3 separate regions of the Mus musculus genome follow, and all the other regions are linked to region 1. A link is a loop called in an ENCODE intact Hi-C map of the cell type or tissue named here. Cell type or tissue: left cerebral cortex. All regions are shown on one strand. Each heading gives the region's core, and the rest is flanking DNA. Links, peaks and the distances in the headings are about the cores only. Region 1 holds the start of Miat (myocardial infarction associated transcript (non-protein coding)). Region 2 holds the start of Tpst2 (protein-tyrosine sulfotransferase 2). Region 3 overlaps Tpst2 (protein-tyrosine sulfotransferase 2).

Evidence for each region. Hi-C counts contacts between places; a loop is a spot of excess contacts. Peaks named below come from ENCODE experiments on the same cell type or tissue, not always from the same donor. Only the 100,000 strongest peaks of a DNase experiment are listed, where the experiment ranks them.
Region 2: a loop joins it to region 1, with 2.4 times the contacts of the local background. A loop is called at or near these places in 2 of 42 quality-filtered maps.
Region 3: a loop joins it to region 1, with 6 times the contacts of the local background. A loop is called at or near these places in 6 of 42 quality-filtered maps.

Annotation. Positions count from the first base shown.
Region 1 is chr5:112,222,766-112,233,147 of GRCm38, forward strand. It overlaps Miat (myocardial infarction associated transcript (non-protein coding)), which reads right to left and starts at 6,183. Exons shown (of 7, transcript NR_033657.1): 1 at 5,844-6,183; 2 at 5,536-5,591; 3 at 5,290-5,449; 4 at 1,443-1,591. In left cerebral cortex, for the core only: no CTCF peak of the experiment used is centred there; DNase peaks (open chromatin) are centred at 4,837, 5,170, 5,310 and 6,087; H3K4me3 peaks cover 3,525 bases; H3K27ac peaks cover 2,361 bases.
Region 2 is chr5:112,271,843-112,282,224 of GRCm38, forward strand. Tpst2 (protein-tyrosine sulfotransferase 2) reads left to right here and starts at 4,903. Exons shown (of 7, transcript NM_009419.5): 1 at 4,903-4,929. In left cerebral cortex, for the core only: a CTCF peak has its summit at 4,929; DNase peaks (open chromatin) are centred at 4,701 and 5,412; H3K4me3 peaks cover 2,148 bases; H3K27ac peaks cover 1,484 bases.
Region 3 is chr5:112,315,306-112,325,687 of GRCm38, forward strand. It overlaps Tpst2 (protein-tyrosine sulfotransferase 2), which reads left to right. Exons shown (of 7, transcript NM_009419.5): 7 at 1-51. Among named protein-coding and RNA genes, the nearest start is that of Tfip11, 5.9 kb to the right of the region's middle. In left cerebral cortex, for the core only: no CTCF peak of the experiment used is centred there; DNase peaks (open chromatin) are centred at 5,267, 5,883 and 7,179; H3K27ac peaks cover 2,130 bases.

The DNA.
Region 1 (10,382 bases), core at 2,831-7,830:
AACACAGGCTGCGTTTATACTCAGCCATCATACAACCCTGATGGAGACACACCCCAGGTAGGAAATATGGGTCAAATTAAAATCCCAAAGGAACAGATGAGATGTACCACCACACAGTGGCATCAACTGGGCTGTAAAAAGGATCTGGTGATTGACAGACCCTGGACAAACCACACAGGCCGTGCTAAGAAAAGCCAGACCCAGAACTGGGTGTGGTGGTGCACTTCTGGAATCCCAGCTTTAGGGAGGTTGAGACAGGAGGGTCATGAGTTCAAGGCCAGCCTGGATTGAATGGTGAGATTGCTATTCTCTCTCTCTCTCTCTCTCTCTCTCTCTCTCTCTCTCTCTCTCTCCCCTAAGAAGATGAGTAGTGGGTGTGGCCAAAGTTTATACAAAATGTCCAGAAAAGGACAATGAGGAGTAATACAAAGTATCTTATGGGTCACCTTGGCTTGGTGTGGAATAGGAATGGATTCCCAGGCTTGGGCAATCTCATGGGAGCAATTGACATGCAACAATGTCATTAAACAGAACTGCAGGGCCTGGTGACTGTAATCAAAATCTCTGGGCTGTACCCTTGAAACAGGAGTGTGGCACTGTGTTTAAGCTGTACAAGAAAGGGCTGGGTTACTGAGAAAGAGCAGGACCAAGGGGCACACTCCTGATCTACAGCGGGGTCACAGCCACTGGCCATCTGAAGGCTGAGCCTAGGAGGGGACCCATAGGCAAGAGACACTCAGGCATTTCTTTTGCTTTTGGGTTGTTTTTAAACTTTTAAACACGTTTATGAGTATGAGTGTTTTGCCTGCATGTATGTCTGTGTACCCTGTGTGTTCAGTGTCTAAGAAGGTCAGAAGAGGGAGGGAGGGTCAGATCTCCTGAAAATGAAGTTAGAGACAGTGGCAAGCCACCATCTGGGTGCTACAAATCAAACCCAGATCCTCTGCAAAAGCAGCCGGTGCTCTGAATCACTGAGCCATCCCTCTAGCCCCTGGTTTTTGACTTCTTACTGTTTGTCTATTGCTTGCTTGTTTTGAGACAGAGCCTCAAATAGCCTGGGCTGGCTTCAAGCTCACAATGTAGCCAGGGTTAACTTTGAACTTCTGGGATTGCAGGCTGGAGGTACCACATCCGGCTCCTGTTGTGCTGGGGCTTAAAACCCCAGGCTTTCTGAATGCTCGGTGAACACTCTACCTGTGCCAAGCACATTATTTTGTACCCTAATTTAAAAAACAAGCTAATCACACATCTGTGGGGATTGTTTTCTACAAAAAATATGTATGCATGATGAAAAGACCAGAGCTAGGAAGCTCATGGTCAGAAGCTGTGAGGACTGTGGACCTGGCTGGTGGCTCTGCCCCACCCCCCAAAAGCCAAGACCAGGAGCCCCTTTGGAAACTTGGGCAAAAGACTAACACCCATGAGACATAGATCTCTCCTACCTTGAGGCTCAGAAGGCTCAGTCCCTGTGTTGAGACAGAGCCAACTTGGTAACAATGTTGGCCTCCACCGCCCGGCTCCCTGCTTTGCCCCCAGGTACCACTGAGACAGATCAGCCATGTCCGTGTGATGAGAACAGACGGAATTCCAGCTATCACAGAGAGAAAGACAGGAATGAAAGGTGGGTATCCAGGACCAGCCAAACCTTGGCATCACCACAACAGAGCTCCTCAGAGAGCCCTGAGAAGGGCACAGGCACGGAGCCCAGAGAAACCCATCATGACTTTGCACCTTGGATTTGTCTTTCTTTTTTGAGACAGGGTCCTACTGTGTAGCCCAAGCTGGCCTCTAACTCAGACTCCCCTCAAACTTGAGGTGGTCCTTTCTCAGTCTCCCAAGTGCTGAGCTGAGCCTCAGTCCCCTGTCCATGGAATGAGTGTGGCATTGTTTTCACTATGAGTGTTACGTGAGGTGACAGGACAGGCCATCAACACTCATACCATCGACTAGGTGGTGTGGTGGTTGACTATACAGCACACTCACACCGCCCAAGAAATCACATGATTCCATTCTTGTAACAGTGAAGAGCTGCCAGGGAGATGGCGGAGGGCTCCTCTTGAGGTCCCTGGAGTTGCTCTTTCTGCCCGACCTGGGGATAAAATCTCTGCTCACGTCTCGGAGGCAGACAAGAGCCGCTGGCACAAACTGTTTCAGGAGGCTCTGGTGCTCAGAGCTCCAGAACCCCCAGGAATGCAAGTGTCAAGATCGGCAGGGCACTTGAGCACTCGGGCAGGAGACAGAGCACAGAAGAGGACACATTGGGGCCAGAGAAAAGCAAAAGGCAGGAGAAGGGAAGCCAGCTAAAACCATCTGGGTTGTGGTCCCCATTCTATAGAGGAAACTGGGGCTCTGGATACAGAAGGGGGATGAGAAAGACCCACAGACGCTGCAGACATCCGAACATTTAACGTGCGTCAGGGTCAGCTTACTGCAGCTGCATTCATAGCCCCCAAACGACTCGTTAAGTCCCTTTTAAGGGACAGGTGGCACTTTAAGGGACAGGTGGCAGCGTGTCACTCAGAGGAACAGGTTAGATCCAGGTTTGAAACCTGACTACGGTCTAAATTGATGGATGTGACCTTTGTCTCTATTTTCTCGCCCCATTGATATCTAAGTGCAAGGTTTTTTTTTTTCTTTTTTCCCTCTTAGAGGGAGAGAGAGAGAGAGAGAGAGAGAGAGAGAGAGAGAGAGAGAGAGAGAGAGAAAGGATCCCGTGTAGCCCAGACTGGCCTAGAACTTGCTAGGATGACTGTGAACTCCTCCACCCAGCTCCCAGCTTTGCACAATTTATCTTCCTTACACCGGGATAAGCTGGGGTTTGTTTTTATTGTCTCCTATGCCTCAGGGACACATGGTCAAAACTCTCATTCCCCTTGGCTCCTCCAGAGGGGCCACCTGGCACCAAGAGGAAGAGGGGACACCTGCCCCATCAGTGCAGAAAAGAATGAGAGACAGATGTCACCCTCAGCCAGCTGGTGCCTCAGAACCCTGACTATTGTTTCTCAGAGGGACAAATGAGCCAGGCCTCAAAAGCGGGGGTGAGGGTCCCCTGGGAACAGAGGCCTGAGCCGCAAGCTATTCACCGGCCCATTGAACCTGCACAAAAGGCCGGGTGCCCCAGAGGCGTACTGTCCCAACAGCAGAAGGTCACCCAGAAGGGTAGCACTGTCCAGAGGCACACAGCCAGACTAAGACAGGTACCACACGAGTGAGCTGGCCCAGCAAGTGTGTTACAGGGTCTGCCCTCAATAAGGTGGCTGACCCTGGTTCACAGCCAACAGCCCTCCACCCCCAAGAACATGGCCCCACTCTACAGCTGAAGAAACTGAGGCTGGAAAGAGCCTGACTTTGATATGGCAGGTAGGATTGACACAGAGACCTATGCTCTCAGCCCTCTCTCTCTCTACCACAACTCCAATGAGTAAATTTGAGGAGGTTTTGGTGTGGGCTGGGCCAGGGGAAAGCAATCTACCACAGAATAGGTTGATGGGGCGGGGGGCGGAGGAGGCAGCAGGAGGGAAGTCTCCCGTGAAGCCCTACCACCACAGTGAGCCTAGCGCTTTGTGAAAATTTAGTTTTCTCTTATTTCTGTCTTTTCCAAAGCTGCACAATTCTTGCTCTTATTAAATTTAGGAAGGTGGATTTCAAGGGGGGGAAATGTACCAAAATTATAAATTTTAAAAATTGAGGTAGAGTGCCATGATGTAGCCCAGGTTGGCCTTAAATGTATAATCCTTACCCAGGTACAGTGGGTGATTATAAGCATTCTTTTAATCCCAGTGCTTAGAAGGCAGATGCAGAACTCTGTGAGTTCCAGGCCATCCTGGAAACATAGTAAGATCCTACCAAAAAACAAAACAAAACAAAACAAAACAACAAAAAACTCCTGTCTCAGCTTCCCAAGTGTTGATGTCATCTCAAGATGACAGGGGTGAGCAGCCAGCCTAGCTTTTGCATGGTCTCCCTCCTTCCCTATATTCATCCCTTCTGCCCTCTTTCTCCCTCTCTCTTTTTGTTTCTTACACAGGGCCTCACTATACAGCCCTGACTGCCTTAAAACGCACTTTGGTAGCCTAGGCTATTCTCAATCTTGCCATCCTCCTGCCTCACACCACCAAACCCTGAGACTGCAAGGACCATGCCTGACCAACACTCATTTTTCTATGGATGTTAAAAGAGATTGTCTTCAACCGACTGGAAAAGCTCTTTGGGACGCTGAAAATGTCAAATGTACACCAACACACACACACACACACACACACACACACACACACACACACACCGTTATGGGGTGAGAAGATGGTAGGCTAAATTTTCTGCAAGGTCAGCGTAGGGCAGACCTCAGACCCATTCTCAACCGCAAAGGATATAAAAAGACAGATTTAGGGTGTGCAGAAGTTAAAGTTGTTAACCCAGAATTCTTTCAATAGGGTAGGGTGAGTTCAGTGTTTTCTCACAGCATGGAGCAGATGGGGTAGCGCCAGGAACCCATTTGCCCCGCTTCTGAAGCTGGGGTTGGGGGCAGTTCTCTGGCCCAGGGGACACCCTCCCCCCAACCCCCATTCCACCCCCAATCCCCGCTCCAGGATCAGGAGCGATTCTGAGCACCTCCAGATGTGCAGCCCCGCCCTAGATGTGCTGACGCAGCGCGGGGCCACGTGGCGGGACATTGGCTCACTTGAGGGGAGCCCCGGGAGTGTGGGGTTACTCATCCTTGCCCGTCGCACTCCACACCCGGAGACGCCTCCTGGAAAGAGCGCTCTGGGGAGGCAGCAAGGCTGCGCCCAGCTCAGCGCAACGCTGGCGCCGAGAAAAACAAACCGGCTTCCAGCTTCCAGCAAGTTCTCTCTCTGCCCTCGATCCCTTAGCCCCTCCCTGCAGCAGGTGGGGGCGTTTTCCTGGCGCGACTCCTCTCCGCAGTGGGGTGTGAGCGCCAGCGATCCCCGACGCCTGGAGGCCTGTGCTCGGGAGACTGGGACGAGAGTGGGGAGGCAGGGGTCCCCGGAATCCCTCTGTCCAAGAAATAATCTCGTTCGCGTCCTAGATGAAAGAGGTCTAGACCTTTCCCTCTCAAACCCCCAGCTTCTGCAGAGAGTAGTGTCTCAGAGCCCAGGAGGGTTGAGAAACCGAGCTAGTGAGTTCTAGGGTCACCCCCACACCGTTTTAGAGATGCCATGTGGGCTTCAGAGTCCGTCGTGTCAAACTCAAAAATCTTTGGCTGAGTGACCTTGGACAGGCCGCTAAACCTCTCTGGACCTCCTTTTTCTCGTCTTTAAAATGGGTTCTTACCACCTCGCAGGACTGTTGTGCCAAAGCAGTGACTCCCCAAGGATATGCAAACAGCATCCAGAGCGACGTCGCGATGAGAGTGCAGAGATGCCCTGGGTTTGAGGCTGCGCTGGACGCCCCAGGTCTGGGATAAGGCCCATAAGTGGAGGAATGGTAAGGGCTGGGCGTGTGGAGGAAGGGAGTCAGAGAAACCACCCGCTACCCCACCCTCCATGCCTGGGCGCAGTCCCTATCCCAGAGAGTTACCTGCTAACCTTGTGGGTTGGTGTTGTACCGGAGTCCCCACGCCCATGTGCATCTAGCTGTGGGGGAAGGGAAGGGTCTTTGTTCCCCCTCAGACCGTGACTACCAGACCCTGAGCATCCTCTGTGTTTCCATCCCCATGGTCCATCCACTGGACCCTCACATCTGGTCATTGCGGGTTTGGAGCCCCGTCACCCACTCAGCGCGGGCCACCATTGCCCTGGGACTGTGGGACACCCCACCCCCACCCCGTTGCCCTCCCGAGGATCAGGTGCGCACGGCGGGGAGTGAGAATGGCGACCCCGGCTTACCTCGGCTCCTCCTCGCTCCTGCGGCTGGAGTGCAAAGGGCTCTTTGTGCCCAGCTCTTAACAGAACTGGGGGAGTCCTCCCAAGCGCCTCCCCTCGCAAACTCCTCCCCGCTCTGGTCCGCAGCCTCCCTCCCTACGGCCCCCCAGCGCAACCGGCGTCGTCTTCGCGTTTACTGCAGCGCCCATGAAATTTTAATGCAGGAGCGGCTGGCGGGCGGAGTTGCCGCACCCGGCCTCGGGCGTGGGGGTGGGGTGGGGCACACGAACAAGCACCCATCTTGCGGACCAGGACTCAAGCAAAGAGATGTGGGGTGCACATCTCTCCCGCGCCTCACAAAGGGGCTACTGCGAGCCTCAGCCTCAGCATCCCCCCCCTGCGGCGCTGCCATAGCAACGCTGGCCAGTGGAGAGGCGCGCGACGGTCGGAGGCGCGATCGCGGACCTGGCGCCTAAGCGAGAAGCACTGCCTAGAATCCCAGAAGAGGACCCGGTATCCGTGCTTGGCTCTCAGGGCCGGGGCGTGGTTGCCGAGGAACTCTGTTAGGAAGAGTCCTGGTCAGGGCGGCGGCAAGATTCGAACCCAAGTCTGTGGCAGAGGTCTCTAATTTTGGCATCTGCTCTGCCTGCACTCCTTGGCACCATCACGAGCTTTACAGGGATGCTAAAGAGTCGCTAAAAACCTTGGTTCTGTGATGCTCCAGACCAGCGCCATCCACACCTTTGAGACCATGATGTAATTGTCATCTTCTAAGCCCCAATATAGTGCCGCTGGATCAAAACTTGTGAAATGGGACCACCAGTGCCTCTTCCAGTTGAGGAACCCCTGTGCTAGAACATTCCACCTACTAGTCCTCAGCTTAAATTTCAGCTCGGATCACGCCCTTGACCAGATGTGGCCGTATGGGCATGGGTGTTTCCCCAAACTGGTTCTCTATTCTCTTCCAGTCAGCGGGTTAAGTAGGGGAGAGGCACCCAGCATAAGATGGCCCTTGGGCCCCAAGCTGTTCTCTTCAATAAGCTAGCTCACCTTTTGGGATTTTGTTTGTTTTGTTTTGTTTGTTTGTTAAACTTTTTTTTTTCTTTTTTCCCCCTTCCCTTTCTCCCTCTTGCTCTGGCTCGGCTCCTTCCGGCCCCTGCTCTTTCCAGCCCATAGGTTTTTTTTTTTTTTTATTTGTTTCTCATTACAGATGGTTGTGAGCCACCATGTGGTCGCTGGGATTTGAACTCAGGACCTCTGGAAGACCAGTCAGTGCTCTTAACCACTGAGCCATCTCACAAACCCACCTTTCATTTCTTTTTTTTTTTAAATAAATTAAAACACTTATTTAGTATGATTGGGTGGGCACGCCGTCCACAGTGGGCCTCAGAGGACAACAGAATGGGCTCTCTCACCTCCCACCATGTAAATCCAGGGGGTGGAACTCAGTTGAGGTCAAGCTTGCCAGCATGAGATCTCCCTGGCATGCCCTCACTGCTCACATACAGAGGTGGGGAGGAGGAGGAGGGGGGAGAGGAGGGGACGGGGAGGGCTGCACACAGCCTCCGTGAGGGACCCATGTGAGATTTGAACTCATGCTTCCAGGTTCTGTCATCTTCACATCCTTCTCTCGATGATTCACATGTCCAATGTGCCAGCTGGAGGCCAACAACACAGGATAACTGGGAGCACCAACACTGCCTCGGATACTTCCCTGTCAGGGATGCTCCTCTCACACAGGCTGGTTAGAAAGCCAAGTGCTTGGTCCCGATTCCTAGAACAGAGCAGCTGACCTTGGCTTCCCCTCCTGACCTGCCCAAGATACAAGCCAAAAGGTCACAGAGCTCGGCAGTGAACTGGGACGGAGCACATTGGTGGCCTCGTTCTTCTCTGAGAATTCCAAACCATTCATATCAGCTACTCATCTCCTTGCTATAATGGAAGACCGGACAAGACCAACTTAAGAAAGGAAGGGTTTATTTGGGTGGTCTGAGAGTGCAGTCCAGCATGGTAGAAAAGGTATGGCTACAGAAATATGGGGTAGTTTGTCACTCTGCATCTGCAGTCAGGCACTCAGGGCTCAACTCACTTTCCTCTTTTTAGTCAGTCCCAGTACCCAGCCCACAGGATGGAGCTGCCCACATACAGGGTGGGTCTTCCCTCCTCAGTTGAACCTTTCTGGAAACATCGTCACAGGCACATCCAGAGGTGTGTCTCCCAGGTGACTCCAAATCCAAACAAGCTGACCCTGACCATGAAGATGAGCTATCAGCCATCTTTCTCCTACCATGTTCTTGAATCCTCTACCAGTACAGTTTTCAAAATCTCTCTAGGGAAAAGACTGAAGGCAGGTGCCTTACTTCTGCACCCATCTTAGTTCTTTCAAATATCAGCAGTGTCTGGAAACATGAGTAGGGTGGAGAACAACAGTGCACACCATTATGGGAGGCTGTGGGCTCCATGTGGCATAGATTGCTCAGCACTGATAGACTCTAAGTGAGATGGAAACGGAATGATGTAAGAATGATGTAAGAAAGGGGTGGATCCAATGTCCAGATGATGTAAGAAGAGGCAGGCCCAATGTCCAGATGACATAAGAAGGGTTGGATCCAATGTTCAAGTGATATAAGAAAGGGGCGGATCCAATGTCCAAAAGAAGGGAGCAGGCTCAATGACCAGATGATGGAAAGAAGGGGGCGGACACAATGTTGCTGATGTAAGGGGGCACACACAACATCAAGCTAATGTAAGAAGGGGGGAACCCAAAGTCCAGCTGATTAAGAAGAGAGCGAAGCCAGTGTCCAGCAGACCCCCAAGCCAGTCTAGGGTTGCTTGGATGACCTCTGTCCCTGATTCTCCGTCATGAGTTCATTCTTCTGTGGATCTTTTACCACCTTTTGTTTATTTGCTGAAAACAAAACGGAGTGTAGCATCCTGCGCTGTCCACCCCTCTACATGGCACGTTCTCGCAGCTTCTGTGGGATTGCACACAGCCTGGTAGTGAGGGTGGGAATCCCTCCCACCCCCTCACTCCTCTAACTCTGACCCCTCAGCTCATCACCTGAGTAGGGATGATAAGTGGACATGACCAGCAGCATCACCATGGCTGCCCGCGGATCCCGTCTCCTGGGAGATGTTAATAGACACAGCTACCTTGAGCCCCAAGGGTCCATGAGTAGACACCCCCTTCCCTGCCCAAGGTACTAAGCCATTGTCCCCTGTCTGCCTTTCTTGAAAATGACCCCAGCCAACTCCTGTTGAGTGCTGGTTGTCAGGGCAACAGGAAGAGGCACCATCAGACTTCCACAAGATGCACTTGAGAATAAAGTGGGCACACTAATCTAGACCTGTACCCTTCCCCTGCCCTGTGTCTTCTATCCCCGCCTCTTCATAAGAGGCACTGTGGGGCACACCTGGCTTGGCCAGTGAGGTCCAGGGAGTCAGGTATCTACCCACTGCCCTTTGGATAAGCTGAAGGAAGCGTCCATATGCCTAGACTCCTTACTGGCCCCAGGCACAGACCAAGAGAAAGCCAGGAGCAGGGAGTCACAGGGTTCTGTGACAAAGAACATCCCCCACAGGGACAGTGGATTGTCCCCAGCACTGCCAAGTTTCCCCACTATGTGTCCATCCTGAGCCAAGAAGACCAGGAGCTTAGTGAAGGTGGCTCTACTTAGCACTTGCCCCCCTGGCACATGAGGGCCGCAGCAGACAAACCTCCGCCTACTGGGACCCGCAGACCAGGAGAGACATGAATTGACTCACAAATGGGAGTCATCGTGATCACTGCTACCATGAAGGCAATGGGGGGGGGGGGGGGAGGCATGGTGAAGCCACCAGGTCCTAAAGTGCTTACAAAGCTCCAGACACGACACCTCACACCAAGACTGCAAAAATCTCACAGATAACTGCAGTAAATACTGGTTGCTTGCTTGGTTTCAGGACTTTTAGCCTCAAAAAGCAAAGACAAGTCCAAAGTTAGGTCATTACAGAAGCAGACAACTCCAGGTGCTTTGTAGTGATCCATTTTCTATTGCCTTAGCAAAATGCCTGAGACTGGGGGTGGGGTGGGGGTGGGGCTTATGCAGTTTGTGTAGATCCTGACTTCTCATTTGTATGTGTGAATGTGGTGTGTGTGCGTGTGTGTGTGTGTGTGGTTTGTGTAGATCCCAGATTCTTCTCCTGTATGTGTGTATATGTATGTGAGTATGGTGTGTGTGTGTGTGTGTGTGTGTGTGAATGTAGATATGTAGATCTAAGCTTCTTTTTTTACATGTATGTATGCAAGTGTTCATTGTGGTGTGTAAGAGTGTGTGTGGTTTGTGTAGATCACAGCTACTTCATTGTGTTCAAATGTGGTGCATTGCATGTTTGTCTGTGTGTGTGTTTGTCTCTCTATGTGTGAATGTAGATCTGTAGATCTAAGCTTCTTCTTTGTGTGTATGTATGCAAATGTTCATTGCGTGTGTTTGAGTGGTGACTGTGTGTGTGGTTTGTGTAGATCACAACTTCTCCTGTGTATGTGCGTGTGTGTGTGTGTGTGTATAGCTATTTTTAATGTGT
Region 2 (10,382 bases), core at 2,009-7,008, 48 kb after region 1:
TAACATGACTGTCCCTCCAAACCCAAGATTCTAAAGCTATGGTTCTTGGCAACTCATCACTAATCTCCCAGATCTGATTCTAAGGGCAAGCTTCCGGGAGATCCCCACCCTGAGCTGGTGAATTCCTACCATCATTTCTGTCTTCCTCCCTAGTTCTCCACACTCGACCTCCTATGATGTATGAGTGCAGATCTTTTCATCTGTTTCCCTTTTGATATTATAGTCCAGGCTGGCTTTGCATTTTTTGGGTAGCCAAGGATTATTTTTAACTTTTGATCCTCCTGCCTCCACCTCCTGAGTGGAGGGATTGAAGATGTGCTATCTCGAAGCAGAGCCCTACAGTCATGAGCCTTAAGGACTTGACTGGCACACTCTCTTAGCTCCAAGGTCCTGCTGATAGCAGGATAGCACATACAAAAGAGAAAGGAGATTCCCATGGAATTGACTCAACGGCTTGCTGGGTGGTTGGTCGCTCGGAATTTTGCTCCGCAGTTGTTAAAAGGATGAGTTTGATCTTATTTACGCGATGGTGGTTATTACTCATGAGTCCTAGAAAAAGACTAACAGATGCTAGAGGCACATCTCAGTTGGTCGATGCTTGCCTGGCCTGCTTGGATCCCTGGGTTTGATTCCCTCACAGAAAATACTGGGTGTGGTACCACATGCCTATAATCACAACAATTGGGAAGTGGAGGCAGGAGGATCGTATATTCAAAGTTATCTTCTGCTATATAAGGAGTTGGAGTCAGCCTGGGCCTCGTGAGACTGGGGAGAGAGAAAGGGGGAAGGGAGGGAGGGGGAGAGAAGGGGAAGAGAGGGAGAGAAGGACAGAAAATTAGAATTCAGCAGCTTGATTCATTTTCAAATTCCTTCCTAGTTGCTCTCAGCTCAGTGATATCTGTATTTTCTCCAGGGTACTGACAGGTGAAAAAAAATTGGGCAAATTAGCATCCTTGAGATTAGATACATACACTTGCCCAAACAAACACAAAAACCCAGGAGGGATTAACAGTCAGTATTTTTTTTTATTGTTTGGCTAGCAAATTTACAAGCATATAAGACAATCTCTAAGAAAAACAAAGCGTACAAAAGACTCTAAGCAAAGTAAACACTGCAGAAGGAAAGAAAACTCACTTGGCCAGGGTGAGCAGAGTAAGCCTACAGGCTGACCTTGTCAGCCCTGCCCTGCCTGGGTCCTGACTCTGCCCTGTCCTGGAAATGTGAGGCGCTGACCACCTGGGGAAGAACTTCAGAGCTGATGCATGAGAAACCACCATGTGTTTTGAAACTGAAACCCAGTTTCAACCACAACTCAAAACATGACTTGGGGGTGACTCTAAAGGAAAGCAGAGGCTTGTGACTACAAGGCCCACCTTTCTAGAAGCTTCTCCAGAAGCCCTGGAGTCCTGTACCTCACACTGGTCTTACAACTGCAATTCAGCTGAGCCCCTAACCCCCGACTAGATCCAAGATCTTGAATCTTTGATCCAAGTGTTTGGGAAGACAAAGTGTCTCTCTGATGGAGCGCTCTTTCCATGGTGACAGGGGTAACCCACGTCTTCCAGGCTTGAGTACCTGGGCTGCTTGCCCAGTAGAAAGGACTAGCCCTAGAAGTGTTCAAGGTCATCGACCACAACCCAGACAGCATCAGGCACCGAAGGGCATGCAGCAACTGAGTTTAAGAGAGAGACATGGTCCTGTGGTGTCCAGGGAGGCTCTGAAGAGGTGAGCATCTGAGTCTGGTGATGGTGGTGTGTGTCTAATCCTTGGGAAGCAGAGGCAGAATGACCATGAGTTCAAGACCAACCTGTGCTACATAGTGAGACTGTTTAAAATAATAATAATAATAATAATAATAATAATAATAATAATAATAAAAGTATTGGAGAGGCAGACCAGTCACCAAAGCACTTGCATGAAGCATGCAGACTTGAGTTCAGTGCCTAGAAGTCATGTGAAAATGTGGGTGTTGTAGGCTGTGCTGGTAGCTTCTAGCCAATGAGACACCTTGTCTCAAAGGAGGCCACTAGGATTCTAGAACATAGCACTTCAGGTTGCTCTGGGACACACACACACACACACACACACACACACAGAGGACAAAAACAGATATGACCACTTTGTTTGGAGCCATGTTGCCATGGTAGCCAGTCATTTGAGCCAGAGATCAAAGGGTGTTTCCTGAAGCCTAACCATCCAAAAAGAAATGGTAACCGAACAAGCTTCTTGACAGAGAAGGAACCCACTGCCTGCTGCCTGCTGCTGCCAGAGCACTGGGGGGGTGGGGGGGTGGGGTGTGTGTGTGTGTGTGTGAGAGAGACCTGAATTTACATTAGCTAGCTGTAGACCTCAAACCACATTTCCTGACTGAGCCTCTGTTTTCCTCATCTGTAGAATGAGTGTGATAATAAGAAACCTCAGAAGGCTATTGGAAAGAGTGAGCAAGCAATGGAAATTATTTAGAAAAAACAAAAACAAACAAACAAAAAAACCCAAACAAACAGATAGAACAAACTCAGTGCTTCTGGGGATGGACTCTAGGGCCCTGAGAGTATCCATCTGGTTCTACCTCTCAGCCACATCCCCAGCCCCCGAATGCTCTTCTGGATAGCTTCAGGTACAGCAAGAATCTGAAGAAGGCATAGCCATTGATTTATAGCATCACTATAACCTGGGGCAGGGGGTTGGGAGATGGGATGGAGCAGGGGAGGGTCGGTGCTAGGAAGAGTTTAGAATTTCGTGCTTGGTGCTACATCGCTATCCCATGCTTCTGACAAGCATGCTCTGGAGACCCCCTAAGCCGCCATGCCTTGTGAACCTGCTTAAGGAAGCAGGCCGGAAGGCTGATGAAGGAGATGCCCATCCCAGAAGGTCCCAGGCCAGGGACATTGATGACTGGTTCACCCACCTGCCTTCAAAGTCACATTAGATTCCCAGGCTGATCCACAAGGGGGTCAGGGGGTGTCCTATCGATCCAGGAGGTGACAGATTAAGATCTGCGTGTTTGCTAATCTGGGTGGGTGACTGAGAGCATGCTCATTCCAGCTGTCCCATCAGATCTGCCTCTCCTGCCTTCCTAGCATCTGTGGAAGCAGAATCCTTCCTCTGCATCCTTTGCCTACCCTGGGATGCTTAACCACCCCTGGGATGAGCCAAAGCCCTTACCTGCTTGTTCCTCCCTAAAAGCACCCCAAGGGGGTCTCTACAGAAATCTTATCTAGCCATACTCTTCCCTGATGAACATGGACCCTGTCTCCATTTCAGCAGGATCCTGTGGAGATAGATGCCTTTCCACAGTGCACAGGAGCCAGGCCACATCCTCCCCTTCCACCACATCCTGCCTACCTGTCTTCAAGCAAGGCCCCAGGCTGACCTCCTCCTTTCTGGATCCTGCCCCCCCCCCCCCCCCGGGCCCTGCTGTGACTAATGTTCTTTTCATGACTAGTTGCACAGGCCACCCTGCCTGTGCTTTGGGTCATGAGGTAAGCACCTCATTTTTTCCTCCCTGGACTAGTTTTGGAACCTACTCTTGCCTGGCCAGTTCCAGACCCTGCTGGGAAGGCTTGTTGAGGGGAATCCAGCTTACTTGTGGAATCATAAAGCTCAGAGAAAGCCCTCAGCGGAGCAGAAGTCCCCTTCAGGCAGACCTTGCTCTTTGATCTTTCTTCACCCATAAATAGTATAAAACTCCCAGAGCTGTGTCGTTAGTCACAAAAAAAAAAAAAAAATCTCAAATATGCACTCAGTAAATGCTATGTTGTGTGGTTTCATTTTTGGTAACTGGCTTCACCAAGACGGGGACTTTGTCAGCCCAGCATCTCCCACAGGGCAGGCACTGTTTTATAGACTACATGAATGAATGAATGAATGAATGAATGAATGACAAACACATATCTGTGTGCCTTGCTTTGTCTGGCCTGTAGAGATATTTGTGTTAGTTGTAACTAGTATAAAAATGAATTTCATTTAGTTTTGTACAGGTTTGGGGTATACGGTTTCACAACACCCTGGAAGGTCAAAGGATTTGTTTGGGTGGGAGGGGTACGTCCTTGTATGATGTGGGTCCCTCATCGAACTCATGTCGTCAGACTTAGAGGCAGGCGCTCTTACCCACTAAGCCATCTCGCAAACACCAGGATTTTATTTTCAATATTTATTTTTATTACTGTGTGTCAAGGCACACGTGTGGAGGTCGGAGACAACTTTGTGGAGCCGGTTCTACTCTTCCATCTCTGCACGGGTTTCGGGGATTGCAAGCGTCTTTACCAAACGAGCCATCTAATGTATTTTAAAATGGTAAAACACACCACAACTCGTGCGCGCGCGCGCGCGCTGTAAACAGAGGCTATAGAGGACGCAGCGAGAGGCTAGCCTACACCTTCTCCTTTGCTCTGCACACCTTGGGCTGGCTCCTTTCTGGGACCCAATCCTGTACCTATAGTGCACACCCCTGCGCTGACGGACAGCCATCCCGCTCAGCGTCTGAACGCCAGCTTGTGGCTGCGCCCTCAAGGATGCCGTGCAGAGGAGGAACGCCCTGCGTAGTTAAAGGAGCCAGAGCAGCAAGCTCTAACGGCAGGGGCTCCGCCCCCGGGGAGGAGATGAGGGCGGGGCAACGCTGGAAGGGGCGGGCTCTCTTGGCCACACCCCTTGCGTCATGGCGCTAGAGGGGAAGCTAGGGGAGGGGGAGTGGCGGAGGCCGTGCGTGTGGGCAGGGCCTATCTGGGTCCCGCCCCCAACCCTCTGGGCAAGCCTGGAGTGTCGCGGCTCTAGCGATAGACGTTGGGGGCGTGGTCAAGCACTAGGCGACAGGGGCGTGATCACGAGTGGCTCCGCCCCTTGCGTCACGACACGCGGCCCCGCCCCTCGCGGCGCCTCCCTGGCGGCCGGCAGGGAGCCGGAGTCTGCGCGGGCGCCGATTTGGGCACGGTAGGTGGCAGCGGCCTCGGCCAGTACCAGGTCAGGGCTGCGTGGCGCGGTCCGGACGGTGGGCGGCGCGGACAGGCCTGGTCGCCGCGGGAGGACGCGCGTGGCCTGGAGCCCCACCCGCGCGGCGCCGCGGGGAAGTTAACTTGCGGAGGTCGCGGCCCACGGTGGTTCTTAAGAACGCGTAGACCTCTCTTGCTCTGCCCTGTTTTGCTTGCTTCCTGCTTCACACGTGGGAAACTGAGGCCTGGGGTCACGTGCCCGGGCGCTGGGACTCACAGCTAGGACGGGGCAGAAACTCTCCCGCGGGGTTTTGTGCGCGCGAGCGAGCGTGTGACCCTCCCCCCTCCCCCCAGAGGTGGCTGCCCCTGTACCCACTGCTCCCGGTGTTCATACTGTTCCTTGCCCTCCCCAACCCCTTGTTTCTTTCATTCTAGCAGGGATGCCCGATGGTTAGTTAGGCCCAGCTTCTGCATTGGGGCAGATCGGGCTGGGAGGCTCCGGCTTAGTATTGGGGACATGCCCTTTCTCCAGCCTCTGTTTCCGGACATACAGAACTGGGTTTGTTTCGTTACCCTGAAGAAGCTGTTAAGTTATTTGTGAACCGCTGTACCCGCCTTGCCTCGCCTTGGGCTCATTCCATTTACCATATCTTGTTTTAAAAACCGTATCTAAGGATTTTTTTTTTTGTAACACTTTTTCTGAAGGTCTGATCCACTAACCATATAAATCTTCTTTTGGAAGTAAACTTTAGGTGGTTGGTGGGTTTTAGGATGCTCACATTACGCACTGATCCTCGTCTACTTTTAGAACATTTGTACATCCCCCAAAGCAGCAGTCCCTAACCCTCAACTCCCAAACCTCTTTCCCCAGACCCCGGCTCACCTTCATCTACACTACTATCTGTCTATGGATTTCTCTGCTCTGGGTGGTTCTGTGTATGGTTCCTCATGTGCATAGTATTTCCTAGTGTGGATATTGTGTGTGTGTGTGTGTGTGTGTGTGTGTAGTCCATTGGTTTGTAGATGGACAGTGGGTTGATGTTCCTTTATGGCTGTGATTAGTATTGTTGCTGGGAATACACACACTGTATTTCTCTTTTCAGTTTTGCCTAAATTTCAGGATCCCTTTAAAGTTTAACCTATTGAGGAGCTGCCAAACTCCCAAAGTGCCTTACCACTTTACTGCCTCTGGAATGTGATGGTTATGATGATATTTGTGACCAAGTCTTATCTACCTCAAGCTGACCTTGAACCCCAGACTCTCCGGTTTCAGCCCCGGAGTGCTGGAATTAGAGGCTTGTGCCACTTGCCTGGCTTGAGGTTTCCCATAAATTCTGAATATGTTTCGTTTCTTCTGAAACATCAGCGTCTTCCTGGCTTCAATGCATTTGTTATAAATGATTTCCTAGTTCATTAGTGCTCTGAGGGGTACCCTGCATGTCATCCGGGCGGTTCCTGGGACCTGCTAGTAAGCAGCAGTGGTGAGCAGATTTGTGGTTGACAGCTTCAGTACCTGTTGGGGTTAGGGCCTGGACCTGCCCACCCTCTTCCTGTGCTGGGGGAGGTAAGGTTATAAAAGAGAGTCACTGTGCTTCCCACAGTGAGGGGGGGGGTGCGCGTTCATGTGTGCATGTGTGTGTGTGTGTGTGCAAGCTCCGTCGAGAAAGTGTGTATTGAGACAGGGTCTCCTGTGACTCGGGCTGGCCTTCACGTCACTATGGAACTGAAGATGACCTTTAGCCTCTGTTCCTCCTGCCTCCACTTCCTGAGTGCTATACAGGTGTGCATCGTGACACCTTCTGCATTCAGTGCTGGGGTGGAACCCAGAGCCTCCGGCAAGCTAGGAGATCGAGCTTCCAATAGAACTGAACTCCTTTTATAATTATTGTGGGTGGTGTGTGTGTCTGTGCACGTGTAGGGTCTGGGGAGGCCGGCAGTTGATGTAGGATGCCTTTCTCTGTCGAGCCTCATCTTGTTTTTTGAGGCACAGTCTCTTGCTTAACCCAGAACTTGCCATTTTGCCTAGAATGGCCGGCCAGGGAGCCTCTGGGACTAATTTATAACTCCAACTCGGGGATTGCAGGCACACGCTGCTGAACTCAGATTTTTTTTTTTTTCTTTTTGAAACAAGACCATACTGTGTAGCCTTTGGTTGACCTGCATCTGACAGATATCCACGTGCCTCCTAACTGCTGGAATCAAAGCTGTGTACCACCACACCCAGCCTTTTCCAGGCATGCAGAGACCCAGTCTCTGTTCCGCAGGCTAGCCTAGCATGATCTCTTACCCAGTGAACTATTTCCATAGCCTTGAGCTACGTTCTTGAAGGGAGTCCGATTTCTGAACGTCAGTCCAGGCTTCTGGTAGTTACCTGTTGCAGGGTTTAAAACAGCATTGCCCTACAGGTCCTGCATGGTGTCATCTGGCTGTGGCTGGTGACAGAACTGGGGAAACAGAGCCCCCGGCACTTAGTGTAGCTCCACCGTTCTCCACAAGTTCCTTGGTGAAGAAAGTAGTCTAGGAATCAAGGGAGCTCCCTGGGCCTCGAGTCCCTGCTGGGGAATGAACGTACATCCTCAGAGCTCAGTATGGCATCTTGAGCTCCAGAAAGCCTCCAGGGCATTGTGGGTGTATTTGTAGCTAGACTGTGAGTCGTGTGGCTTCATAAGTGTATCTTTCGAGAGCTCAGGTACGGTTTGGGTGGCTTTGACGTGCCAAGCGACCTCGCAGAAGTTCCCCTGAGAGGAAGTCTGTACTTGCCCCGTACCGTCCATGTCTTGCTGCCTGCCCAGTGTCAGACATACCGCAGAGGTCTGGGATGCCCCTCTCCCCCATCCCAAGCCGCGGGCTGAGGAGGAATTATGGGCACATGAGTCATTTGAAATAGCTGAAGGGCTGGGCCAAGCTGGAGAAATTGCAGTGGAGGACAAGGGGGAACAGACATTATTGCTGGAGAGATGGCAGCTGGTGGCCCGGCTGCCAAGTGGATGCTCTCATTTGCCAGGCTCTTGACCTAGGCTGGCTTGTGGGAGAAAGATGGCAAGGTCAGAGAGCTGGCACCACCTCTCTTAGTATCACCGGCTCTGCTTGGAAGCCAGGCCTGGAGCTGTTGCTGCTTCTTGCTACCCCTGGGCTGAGTTTGCAGAGTACAAGTAGCTGCTACCTCCTGGGGATAGGAGGGGGCATGATGTCATCAGCAGTCCAGTTTGCCCTTTGCAAACCTCAGTGATTACAAACCTGGCTGAACAGTGCAAGGCCCACTGAGTGCCAGCCATTGGCCTAGATGCTTACAGCCCTTAACTCGGTTCTCCTGACGGCAGAGGAGGCACAGAGCACAGAGGCCTCAGTGGTTGCTGCTGTCGGGACTATAGGGTCATGCAGCTGCCAGGTTGGAGACAGATTTGAGGCCAAGGCTATCCTCATCGGTTACGGACCTTCCTCTCTCATTTCCCTTGGTAAGGCCCGGCACATGAGCCCCTGGGCTCAGTGGTTACAAGTATTAGCCACTCTTGTGCACATTTGTATCTGCCTATCTCACTTCCTCCTGAATGGCAGGGTGGACAGACACAGGGTTCTCGCCTTGTGAAGTCCTGGAGGCTTGCAAGCCCCAGTTCCCTCCGGATGGCTGTGGTATTGGGCAAGGCGCTTCCCCTTCTGGGCCTGTTCTTCCTGCTAGAGAAGGGATTCACTGCCTGCGGGTTTTGTTTAGCTCCCTGGTGATGTGGCTGTTCTAGGTTGGCCAGCTGGCTTTGAACCTAGGATTTCTATGCATGCTGGACAGGCTCTCTCCCATTGAACTACAACGGAGGTCTACTCCTGGTTCATTTTGAGATGAGGTCTTACTAAGCTGCCTAAACTGGCCTAGAACTCTCTCTGTAGTCCAGGCTGGCTTTGAACTTTCAGTCTTCCTGCGTCAGCCTCCTAGGAATTAGGACAACAGGCCTGTGTCACTGAGCCTGGCTGCTATTCTGGTTTTAATTGAACTGGCATTCAGACATTTGTAGAGGAAACTTACAGTTCCAAACTGAATTCCTGAGGCTCCGGGCAGGTGTCTTGGGCTGTCCTGATCCCTATCACCCCCAAACTGACCCCAGTGTTACATTCAGGACTGGCCCCAGGAGTCTGACTTGGTGTAGAAAAAGCTTCAGGGTTTTGAGGGCAGCCGTGGGCCTTCCTTGTGTTTGGAAACCATCCCTATTGCTTAGCGCCTTTTAAATCTACTTTATCCTCCTTGGCGTTCTTCACATGCATCGTCACACATTCCTCGGATGTCTGTGGAACATCTCACAATCCCCAAGTCACAGAGAACCTTCACAACCTTAGGTTCAGGTCTGGCCTAAGCCGGTATGAAACAGCAGAGGCCAGCCGCAGCCCGCCTATGTCTCAGCAGGTGAACTGCAGGTTCTGGGATGCGTGAGTCTGAACCACCGGCTGCAGGGACAGATCCCCCCCCCCCCCCCCCTGCTCTGCCCTCAATAGTGACATAACCTCGTATTTCCCAAACTCTGAGGCTGGCAGTGTGTCAGCCACCAAAAGCCACTCAAGCTTGATGTAGGCTATTGGTAGAGGCAGCTGGAATACGTGGGGCCTCCAGTTGTACACAGTTGCCTCCATGACGGGCCAGAAGACACTGAACACTCGGTAGCTGTGTCTGCCCTGAGGGCACATTGCAGCTCCCTAGGAAGAGGCTGCTACCAGATCCAAAAGCAGCAAGAGCCTCTTGTTCTGGGGACCTGGGAAGCTGGATGCTTGATGTCACTATGCCCCACCCCCATGCTGCTTTCTAAAGAATGCATTTGAAACAATTATGGCCTAGACTTAAGAGTCAGGTCCTGCCCCACACCTTGTCCTGGGAGCAGAGTCATACAGGGCCAGGGACACACCGTGCTCGCTGACCACCTCTTGTCTCTGGCTGCTGCATCACAACTGAATACAAATGTATTCCCCTATCTTTTCTTCTCTGGTTTTCAATTACTCGGCGAGCTGGAAGTATTAAGTGGAAATTTCTAGAAACAGGCCATTCTAAGAGGTGTGATGAAACTTACCCTGCGGGCTGGGACTTGGCTGGTCTCCTGTATCCACAGTGTATATGCTGCCTGCCCTGTTACTCTCTGTCTGCTGTGACAGAGGACGTGGTCAGTATTTCAGAAGGCTTTTGTAACTTAACATTACTAAGTCACTTCCCCAAACATGTTACTCTCCTGCTGGCCCTATTTTATTAATCAGATCCTGTCACTGATGTGTGTATAGGAAAAGCCTGGTATGTATGAGGGAACTGTGCCTGGTCAGGCTTCTGCTGGTCTCTTGGAATGTCAGGGGGTCTGGAGTAGTCAGGAGAGTGGCGTGGGACCTCAACACTCCTGCAGAGGTCATCGGAAAGTTGGCCAAATAAAAAGTTCTCTAAATACTAGTGGTGATGATCTTGTCTGTGCACCTTCTGCACTTAGCTCTTAA
Region 3 (10,382 bases), core at 2,626-7,625, 92 kb after region 1:
AAATTAATTATTTGAATAAAGTAGACAGGCTGCTGTCTGTGCCTTACTTCACACGAGTGAGTAGCTTTCTTCTCTTCCTCACAAGTGGGAACTGGTGGCACTGTAGAACATGGCGACGCCACTCCTGCAGCCACCGCTGGGCTCCCGTCATCCCCACAGTAAAGGAAAAAGCGAGGCTCACAGGCAGAGTCCCGAAGGATCACTGAGGGGGTAAAGTTTGTGTGCATGTGGGTAATTCTCTCCATGAGGATGAATGACAACAAGGACGAGCGGGGTCAGACAGCCGGCTTTCTTTGAAGATGAAGCAAGCCGACTTGACAGATCATATCCACCAGCCCCTCGAAGCATGTGGCCTGAGGCTGGCTCTGCCCTCTGAAGGGTTTGGCCTGGGGCTCCCTTCTTACATGGTTTTTCTTGCAGACCTTGTAGACACTTCTCTGAGGGAAAATGTACCAGACGATCTCTCTGGAAATGCCAAAGACCCATTTTCTTTTAGTCCCGGGCCTGCTGGGTGGTCTCTAGATGCTCTGTAACCAGCTGGGCCAAGAACAACTTCATAAGAGCTCAGAAGCTTTGCCTGGCTTCCTGGGAGCAGCCATGAGGCTTAGGGAGGCCATGGCTTGCAGAGTCCTTGGGGTATAGATTTTAGAGGCAGACTGATTTTGTGTTGCTCCCATGCCTGACATAAGCAACGGCAGATTTATGTTGGCCCATAGTTCCCATCGTGGCAGGACGCATGCAACAGACTTCAAGTCACAGTGGGCAGTGAAGCTAGAAAGGGAGTCCCAGGGCTCAACTGGTCGCCCTTCCTCTTGAGTCTGACCCCCAGCTGTGGGATGCTGCTGCCCACATGCAGGGCTAGTCTCTATTTTATAGCTCGCCTGAGTGTGTCTGAAAAAGTCCCTGCAGACATCCAGAGCTCTGGTCAGGCGATCTCCCAGGTGCCTCTACACTCAACCTCAGGCAATTACTAACAACGATCAAGGGTGACAGGGCCGATGTTCCTGTGTCACAGCGTCTGACTCTTCTTCCAACTAGTGAGAGGTAGCCAGGCCTCTGAGGTGTGTTGGCACACATGTACTACATACTATGTGTAGAGATCAGAAGACAGCTTGTGGGAGTCTTCACCACGTGCAGAGCCAGGGACTGAATTCAGGTAGTCAGACTCGGCAGCAAGCACCTTTGCCTGTGGCTTCTGAGATTTTTCTGTTCGTTCAGTGACATCCACAGTTAGCCTGGCGTGCCTCCTTTCACATGACCCCTGCCCTGCTGATACCAGGCATTCCTGGCTTTCATGTATATTTGCATACACATCCATGAAGCCTGCCCCTGCAGCCTCTGTTGGGCATTTACAGGATCAGCCAAGTGTGACTAATACCTAAGAAAACTGTTGACTGCTCGGCCTGCTTCTGGTCAGGTGAGCCAAGCACGGTGTACCATATTGAAAGCCAGGCTAGACAATCTGAAACCCTGTCTTGAAAAGTTTATATCTTTTTAATGTTTAATTCTGTGTATGGGTTTGTGGGCTCTGGCATGTGTGGGATACACACAGCCACACATGGCTTTACATGGGTGCAGAGGTTCCAAACTCATCCTTCATACACGAGAGTATGTTTTCCACAATGTTCTACTATATGAAGCATTGTTAAGTCATGGAGAGGAGATTCAAAGTACAAAGGCCAGGGAGGGTTTGATCCCTGGGATCCATGAAAAGTTGAAAGAAGACTCTACCCTGCTGTGCTCTGATCTCCACACACGTTAGAAGTAAAAGAGCTTCCATGCATCCTCCTCAAGGTTCACACCCGTGCGCCTGACATCCAGTCACAGGAGGGGTCACAGCAGTGGCTGGGCACCTGCCCGTGGTTACAGAGTTTTTAATCAACTGCTACTGTTATTGTTGACAGCCTGTGCCGTCAGCTCCTCTGGAGAGCTTAGTAATTTCCGTTTTTGAAAGCTAGTGAGAGGGGGTCTGTGGGTAAGATTCCTTCCTGGGGGAGGTGTGAACAGTGCCCCCCCCCATCCTGACAAACCAGGATCCCACCACAGTGCACCCTGGGAACCAAAACATAAGAAGCATGGGGGAGGGGCTACTGGCAGCAGTGTGAGTGCCTCGGAGCAGACAGTGGGAAGTCCTCACACGTATGGATAGTAAGCTTCCCTTAGTCTTTCCTGCCTTTATCCAGCCCCTCCTTGGGGCCCTGGGCCAAGTACAGTTAGGACAAGATCTCAGACAATGCTTGGGAGGGGCCCAGTGACTTCCCACTCTGAGGGAAAGTCCACGGTCAACAAGCCCGGGTATGGTGATCGTGTGAGCATACACAGCTGCTCTCTTGCAGATGGCTGCACTTTGGCTTGGAGACCAGCACCTCACAAGAGACACTTGCCACACAGCAGGGTGATGTTCATCCCAGGAACCCACTTGGTGGAAGAGGAGAACCAGCTAACTCCTTCAAGTTGACCTCTCTCTCTCTCTCTCTCTCTCTCTCTCTCACACACACACACACACACACACACACACACACACACATATACACACACTAGTGCATGCACGTACATGAATGAATACAGCACAGAGGGTGGAGGGAGAGGGAGGAAGGGAGAGAGAGAATAAATTTAAAAGTTAAACAAAATTCTCAAAGCTGGGTATGACACACATCTGCAGTCCTAATACTCAGAGGGTATTAGGCAGGAAGATCACAAGTTCAAGGCCAGCCTTGGCTACATGGTGAGATTCTGTCTGAAAAGGCAAGACAAACCTGGACTGTTGATTCATGACTTTAATCCCAGCACGCAAGGGGGCAGAGACAGATGGATCTCTGAATTTGAGACCAGCCTGGACTACATAGTGGGACTCCAATCTCAAGTTTAATGTGTGTGTGTGTGTTTATATATATTCATTCTTGAGCTGATATTCTTGATTCTTGGGGCTCAGTGATAGTACTTACCTAGTATGCATCAGGTCCTGCCCCTAGCATACACACCAAGCCTTCCTGGGCTACTGCACAGATGACTAGGGAGATCCAATGGTTAATTTTAACTTGCCCCAAACTAGAGTATCGAGTCTCCCCTGCAGAACTGTCCTGGTTGCCTTGGTTGACATGGGAGGACCAATCTTAATTGTGGATGGCACCCTCCGGCAGCCACCAAGTTCTCAAGATCCACGTCTCAATGAAGAGAGATAAGGAAATGAAAATCATCTGCCTTCTGCTCTCATGGCCTCCCCGTCACCGCCATGTTAACTGACATCAGAACCGGAGCCTGGGCTTCCATTGTGGACTGACCAGCAGCTCTCCAGGAGCCTTCCGGAGTATTGGAAGCAGATGAGATGGCGGAGGTAGGTACCGGCTCAGGGACTGGGCGACTGCCGGGTTGTCCGGTCTCAAGTGTGAGACGGTGGTTGTTATTATTGTAACATAAGCTGACTTAGTAAGTAAGTTCTTTTGCTGTATCTATTCATCCTGTTGGCTCCACTCCTCTAGAGAACCCTGACAATGAGTAAGAAGCCCACTCTGTAATCTCCAGGACCTGAGTTTGAATCCCTGGCCCTCACAAATCTGGGCATGGATGTATGTGCCTGTAGTCCCAACCCTGAGGTGGTGGCAGTCCTTGTGCTGGTCACAGTGACACGTGGATCTTGAGAACTTGGTGGCTAGCCAGTCCCACTGACAGAGTGAACTTCAGGTTCAATGAGAACTTACCTCAAGGCAATAATATGGAGAGTACGCATGCTCTCATGGCCTCCCCGTCACCGCCATGTTAACTGACATCAGAACCGGAGCCTGGGCTTCCATTGTGGACTGACCAGCAGCTCTCCAGGAGCCTTCCGGAGTACATGGTCATTTGCACCCACACATCTGTGCATGCATCACACACACACACACACACACACACACACACACACCATATAACACACAATACTAACCCGTCTGTCTTGGTTAGGGTTTTACTGCTGTGAACAGAGACCATGACCATGGCAAGTCTTATAAAGAACATTTAATTGGGGCTGGCTTACAGGTTCAGAGGTTCAGTCCATTATCATCAAGGCAGGAACATGGCAGCATCCATGCAGGCATGGTGCAGGAGGAGCTGAGAGTTCTACATCTTCATCTGAAGGCGGCTAGCAGAAGACTGGCTTCCAGGCAACTAGGGTGAGGATCTTAAAACCCATGTCCACAGTGTGACACACCTACTCCAGAAAGGCCACACCTACTCCAACAGGACCACTCCTCCAACAAGGCCACACCCACTCCAACAAGGCCACATCTACTCCAACAGGGCCACACCTACTCCAACAGAGCTACACCTTCTAATAGTGCCACTCCCTGGGCTGAGCATGAATAAACCACCACGGCCTCTTCCACCTGGGGGCAGTGGCTCACATCTTTGATCCCAGCACTCAGGAGGCAGAGGCAGGGGATCTCTGTGAATTGATGCCAAACCTTAGCTCTAAGCCAGCCAGCCAGGAGACAACATCAAAAACCCCTTCCTATATGTATCCAAAACGGAGCCCCTGTCTCCAAGGATGGACACTCCTAGGGGCACAGGAGGCTCATGGCTTGGCAGCAGAAAACACTCAGATCTTCCCCGTGCCTCCCGCTGGGCTGTGTGCAGAGAGCTATCTTTGTGGCACCTTTGGTTTTGAGTAAAGCTCCGTGGCAGACACTGACAGTCTTGCCTTCCAGAAGTTTCCTCATTCCTAGCCAGAGTGCCCGGAGGCTTCCTGAATACCTAGTAGGTGGTCTCTACACTCATAGCCGAGCTTCCTTACCACATGGCGGTCTAAGATAACCAGGCTTCCCATAGTGTCCAGGCTTCCCTGAACAGATGTTTCAGCAGAGGGCATTAGATCCCATTACAAGATGGTTGTGAGCCACCATGTGGTCACTGGGAATCGAACTCAGGACCTCTGGAAGAGGAGTCAGTGCTCTTAACCACTGAGCCATCTCTCCAGCCCTGGCAATTTCTCAAAATGAGCCTGCAGTCTTCTGCTTCAGTTTACCTGAAGTCCTCCCTCCGTGAAGAGATAGAAGAAAACACAGAGTGGGGAGGGGAGAGTCACTTATAGAGGGGCAGGCAGACAGACACGGGGCAACCCCTCAGACACGCTCATCATAAGAAATGCACTGACTAGGCAGAGACTGCAGGTCGTTCCTTTGGTACTGCCCACTAGTTGTTGAACTAGTTCTTGTTGGCCTGGAACTGGCCCAGGAGGCTAGATCGGCTGGTAAGCAAGCCTGAGGGACTCAGCTGTCTCTGCCTACCCAGGGCTGAGATTAAATGTGCCTGCCTTCACCCCACTCTGTAGACCAGGCTGGCTTCCAACTCAGAGATCTGCCTGCCTGTCTCCCAATCGCTGGGACTTAAAGTGAGCACCACCACACCTGGCTTAGGTCCTCAGGCTTTGAGGCAAACTTTTACCTATCCAGCTACTTCCCCAGCACACCTGTGTGCTTTAAGGTTTTTTTTCTAAATATTTTTATTTTTATATGCATGGCTGTTTTGCCCACATGCATGTCTGCGGACCCACACGCATACCTGGTGCTCAGGGAGGCAGAAGAGGGCAGTGGAGCTGCCTCTGGAACTGGACTTCCAGACAGTTGTAAGCCACTGTGTGGGTGCTGGGAACCGAACCCAGGTCCTGGGCAAGAGAAATAAGTGCTGCTGTAAGTGCTGAGCTGTGTCTCCAGCCCCTCCCCCACACCACGGGTGCCTCTGAGAGTCCTGGCTTTGAAGATCTCATCAGGCAAGCCAGCTCTCTATAGCACAGGGCCTCCTGAGAGACAAACCGTGCGCAGAGCATTTTAAGGGAAAACAGGTTTGCTGATCTCAGCCCATCTGGGTTTCCAATCCTGCCAAGTTCAGTACATCGTGTCTATTTTTGTAACAGACTTCAGAATAGGAACGGGACCTGTGCCACGGCATAATGTCACCACTGTCCTAAGAAAAAGTACATGTGCTAGACTTTAAATATATCAGCCTTAAAATTGCCACCTAAGGATTGTTTCTATGGTACCAGCCTATTTAAAGTTGTAACTGAGCCAGGCTCCCCACACCCAACACCATCTTTTGAGTGGATGCAGAAACTGCACGGGGAGTGGTCAGGAGCATGGGTAGTGGGGTGGCAATGGAAGCACTCTGTGTTATCTTAGAGAAGAAAGTGGATATCTTGAAGCTGATCTCCTGCATTGCTGGGTTCAGGCCTGGTTCTGTTCTTCAACTTGCTGCACACTGCAAACATTTGCCCTCTTCCATGGATGGGGGCGGGAGGGATGAACCATGAGTGTCTGAGGGCCCTGTCATACTCCTGATGAGCCTTGTTGTTTATAACCCCCATCTGAGACAGCTACAAGTGTGAGTACCTCCCTGGGAATCTAGACACAGGTCTGGATGTCCCTAAGTTCCAAGGCTAGCATTCGAACTGAGACATCTTTGGGCAGGGGTTGGTTCCAGACAGCGTTTTAGGCAACAGGCTGTGAAACCCTAGCTGTCCTGAAACTCACTCTGTAGACCAGGCTGGTCTCAAGCTCAGAGATCCTCTTGCCTTTGCCTGCCAAGTGCTGGGATTAAAGGCATGTGACGCTTCCATCCGACCTTGAACTGAGAAACCTTGATGAGAAAAGGGCATAGCAACAACCTTTGAGGTTGGGGGCCTTCCATGTAGAGTGAAGTCGCTGGCTTAAGTTCCAGGGTCTCATATCCATCCAATCTCCTGTCACTTCTCAGAAAGAAAGAAAGAAAGAAAGAAAGAAAGAAAGAAAGAAAGAAAGAAGAAAGAAGAAAGGAAGGAGGGAGGAGGGAGGGAGGAGGGAGGGAGGGAGGGAGGGAGGGAGGGAGGAAGGAAGGAAGGAAGGAAGGAAGGAAGGAAGGAAGGAAGGAAGGAAGGAAGGAGGGAAGGAAGGAAAAAACTAGCTGTGATGGCTATGGCTTTTCTCGGTTGTCAACTTGACTGTGTCTAGAATGAACTACAATCCAGAAATCGGGGGGGGGGGAACACCTGTGATCCCCATCTTGAGGCAGGAAGACAACATGCCTTCCATCTGGATCTTGAGACTGGAAGACCATGCTTTTGATGCAGATCTTGAGGTGGGATGACACACGCTCTTATTCGGGATCAGCACACACCTTCAGTCTGGGCCACACCTTCTGCTGGAGGCCTATAAAAGGACAATGGAGGAAGGAGAATTCATTCTTTGTCTGCTTACACTCCCTTTGCCCACACATCCATTGGACTCCCTACTTCTTCAGGATTCCAGCGTATAGAGCAGACCAGCTGAGACACTCAGCCTTGTGGTACTGAGCAGCTACTAGACTCTTTCCATTCACAGCTGCCCAACGATGTTGGGTTAGTTGGACTGCAGCCTGTAAGTCATCCCAATTAATTCCATATCTATAATATATATATTATATCCCAATACACTAGCCTTGGGATTTGAGGATAGCCAGGCTCATGTCTCTGAAATCTCTGCATCCTCAAAAAAGTATAAAGACAGATCCCTATTTCTCCCATGTGGGTTCTGAGTCCTCTACAGGAAACCTTTGCCTTACTGTCTGCCTCTGGTACTGGAACCCTGAACTCTCCTCAGAGCCTCTACCATGCTACTCTCTGTCTGTCCATTAGCTTTTCTAATGAACTTGTTACTAACAAGCGATCTGTTTTGGTGTCCCTCTTAATGTTCCCTGCAAACCCTTCAACCATGTTGCTTAGTATACTGTTTGGGTCCAGCTTCTAGGAACTCAGTACATTTTAAAAGGATTAGTGAATGAATGAATGAATGAATGAATGAATGAATCTACCAGCCAGTTCTAAATATCCTAGTTGGCTTTAGTTGCTAAGTTGACATAGTCATGTGAAAGGGAAGTTTTGATGAATTATCCAGATCAGACTGGCCTGTGGGCATACCTATTCAGAATGGTCTTGATTGTTACTGTTGGCATCTGAAAATCCAAAAGAAATCCAAGACGTCAAAAGACTCCAGCAAAGCAAGATCTTTATTTTACTTAGGGAGCAAAAATTGACCCATCAGGGACAACAGCACAGACTTGGGAGCTGGCTGCATCTTCAAACATCCGTCTTAATAAATCTTGTACTCCGGCTGCTACTGGTCAGTCAGGGCCACAGAACAGACTCAGAACAGACTCGGGAGCTGAACTGCGTCCTCATGCCAGAATGTTACGGAGTTTTAAAGCCCAAGGTCCACAAACATCTGTGCCAAGTGACAGTCAGAACCATTTGTTCATGGTTAGGGACAAATCATTATGCTTGGTGGTATGGAAAAAGAATGAGGAAATTGGCTAGCCAAAGGGAGAGTTCCCCTTAGAGTCTGGGAATCTGAACTTCATTTCACCTTGGGACCAAAATGGAGTCTGAAAACAAAATGGCAGTACTTAGGATAAGCCTCATTTGTTTGATTGTAGCATTACTGGATGCAGGAGGACCCCGTACCATGGCAGATGTTTCTGGGCTGTATAAACACGAGCCTTTGAATGAGCCAGAGCATTCAATAAGCAGCATTCCTCTATGGTTCCTGCCTGAAGTTCCTGTCCAGATTTCTCTCAACCACAGACAGACTCATTAGAGATGCCTCTAGGGCCATGGTTCTCAACCTTCCTAAGGCTGCGACCCTTTAATACAGTTCCTCATGTTGTGGTGACACCCAACCATAAAATTGTTTTTATTGCTACTTCCTCACTGCAATTTTGCTACTGCTACAAATCGTAATGTAAACATTTTTGGAGATAAGAGGCTTGCCAAAGGGATCATGACATGAGCTGAGAACCACTGCTCTAAGTGGGGCCCATGCTTTTGTCTCCTCCCTTAAGGGTTAGCCTAGTGGGGGCAAATCAAGGAACTGCTTAAAGGTGCTCACCTTAAACTAATGTACATTCCCAGAACATCCAGAGTTCTGACGCAGAAGGGTATAACTATTCCTTTTTGTTGTTGTTCTCCTCCTCCTCTTCCTCCTCCTCTCCTCCTTCTCCCTCTCCCTCTCTCTCAACAAGGTCTCATTACTTACCCCTGGATGTCCTGGAAATCTGGGCCAGGTTTCACTGAGATCCAACCACCTCTGCCTCCCCCAGTGCTGAGATTAAAGGTGTGTGTCACCTGCTTTCTTTTCCTTTCTAGTCTTTTCCACTTGGATTCTGGTCACAGCCTAAGTGTGAGAAGTTTTTGTTTGTTTGTTTGTTTGTTTGTTTTGTTTTGATCAAAGATGGCTAGCTTGCCCAAGGTCCAGTATTCCATAGTCCGTGCTCCCAGCCCCATCTTGGGACACTCTTGTAGTTTATGTCAAACCCCAAATACCAGGCATTTTTTGATACTTGCTGGTCATAAGCTTCCTCTTGGTGTGGTTTATGATGTGCCAATCCCATCAGAATGACGCTGAGCTCCTACCAACGGGATGAGTCACCTGATAGCACGATAGCACGTGTGTCAGAATGGAATGGAACGGAACGGAAGTACCCTTGCAGCTTGCGTGTGCTTGTCTGCCAACTTGGGGTCACTGCCTTCCTGGTTTACTTTCACTTGGTTCACACGCAGGGATATTCTTTCCCAACACAAGTATGCTTTCAACTTTCCTGTACTGGGATCCCTTGCTCATGCGCTGAAGGCCCCCTGCCTGCTCGTGGCCGACCTCCACACTGGCTCTCCCACACCACCATGCCTCTTCCCTTCTTCGTTCTCCTCCCGGCAGCTATGAGTTACAACTTGCCTGCCGTTCCCGCCCCCACCCCCAACCCTGGCCCCACTGCCCGCCCTCAGCTCTCTGTATCAGTTCTTAGATGCTTTCATTCACGTGACCATAAAACCCCAAGAAGGGACCCTGATCCCACAGTATCACATTGGCTCTGACGGACTCCCCAAGAGCCTCACTAACAAATCCTCCTGCATGTTTTTTGGTTAGGTTTTATTGCTGTATTGTAAAGACCATACCCAAGAGCAATTTGGGAAGGAAACTGATTTATTTGCTTTACAGATTACAGTCCAAAGACATTTTTAAAAAGAACTGAAGTAGAAGCCACGGAGGGAACGCTGCTTATTGGCTTGCTCCCTGTGCTTACAGCACCCAGGACCACAGGGGGAGGCCCCACCCACAATGGGCTGGGCCGTCCCACATCAATCATGAATCAAGCAAACGACACCAGTCTTGCCTACAGGCCATCCGATGGAAGCACCGAGTCCTTTTCCTAGATATCTCTAGTGTGTATCAAGCTGACAGGGGAAAACAAAAATAAGTCCAGCCAACAACAAAACCCACCAGGACCCAGCCTTTTAGGGTATTAGAGAAAACAAATTAGTTTCAGAACCAGAGATGGCACCAGACTATGTATAGATTTGTAAGATGTGTAAAAAGATGACATATGCTCTTTGTGGGTCGCGTTGG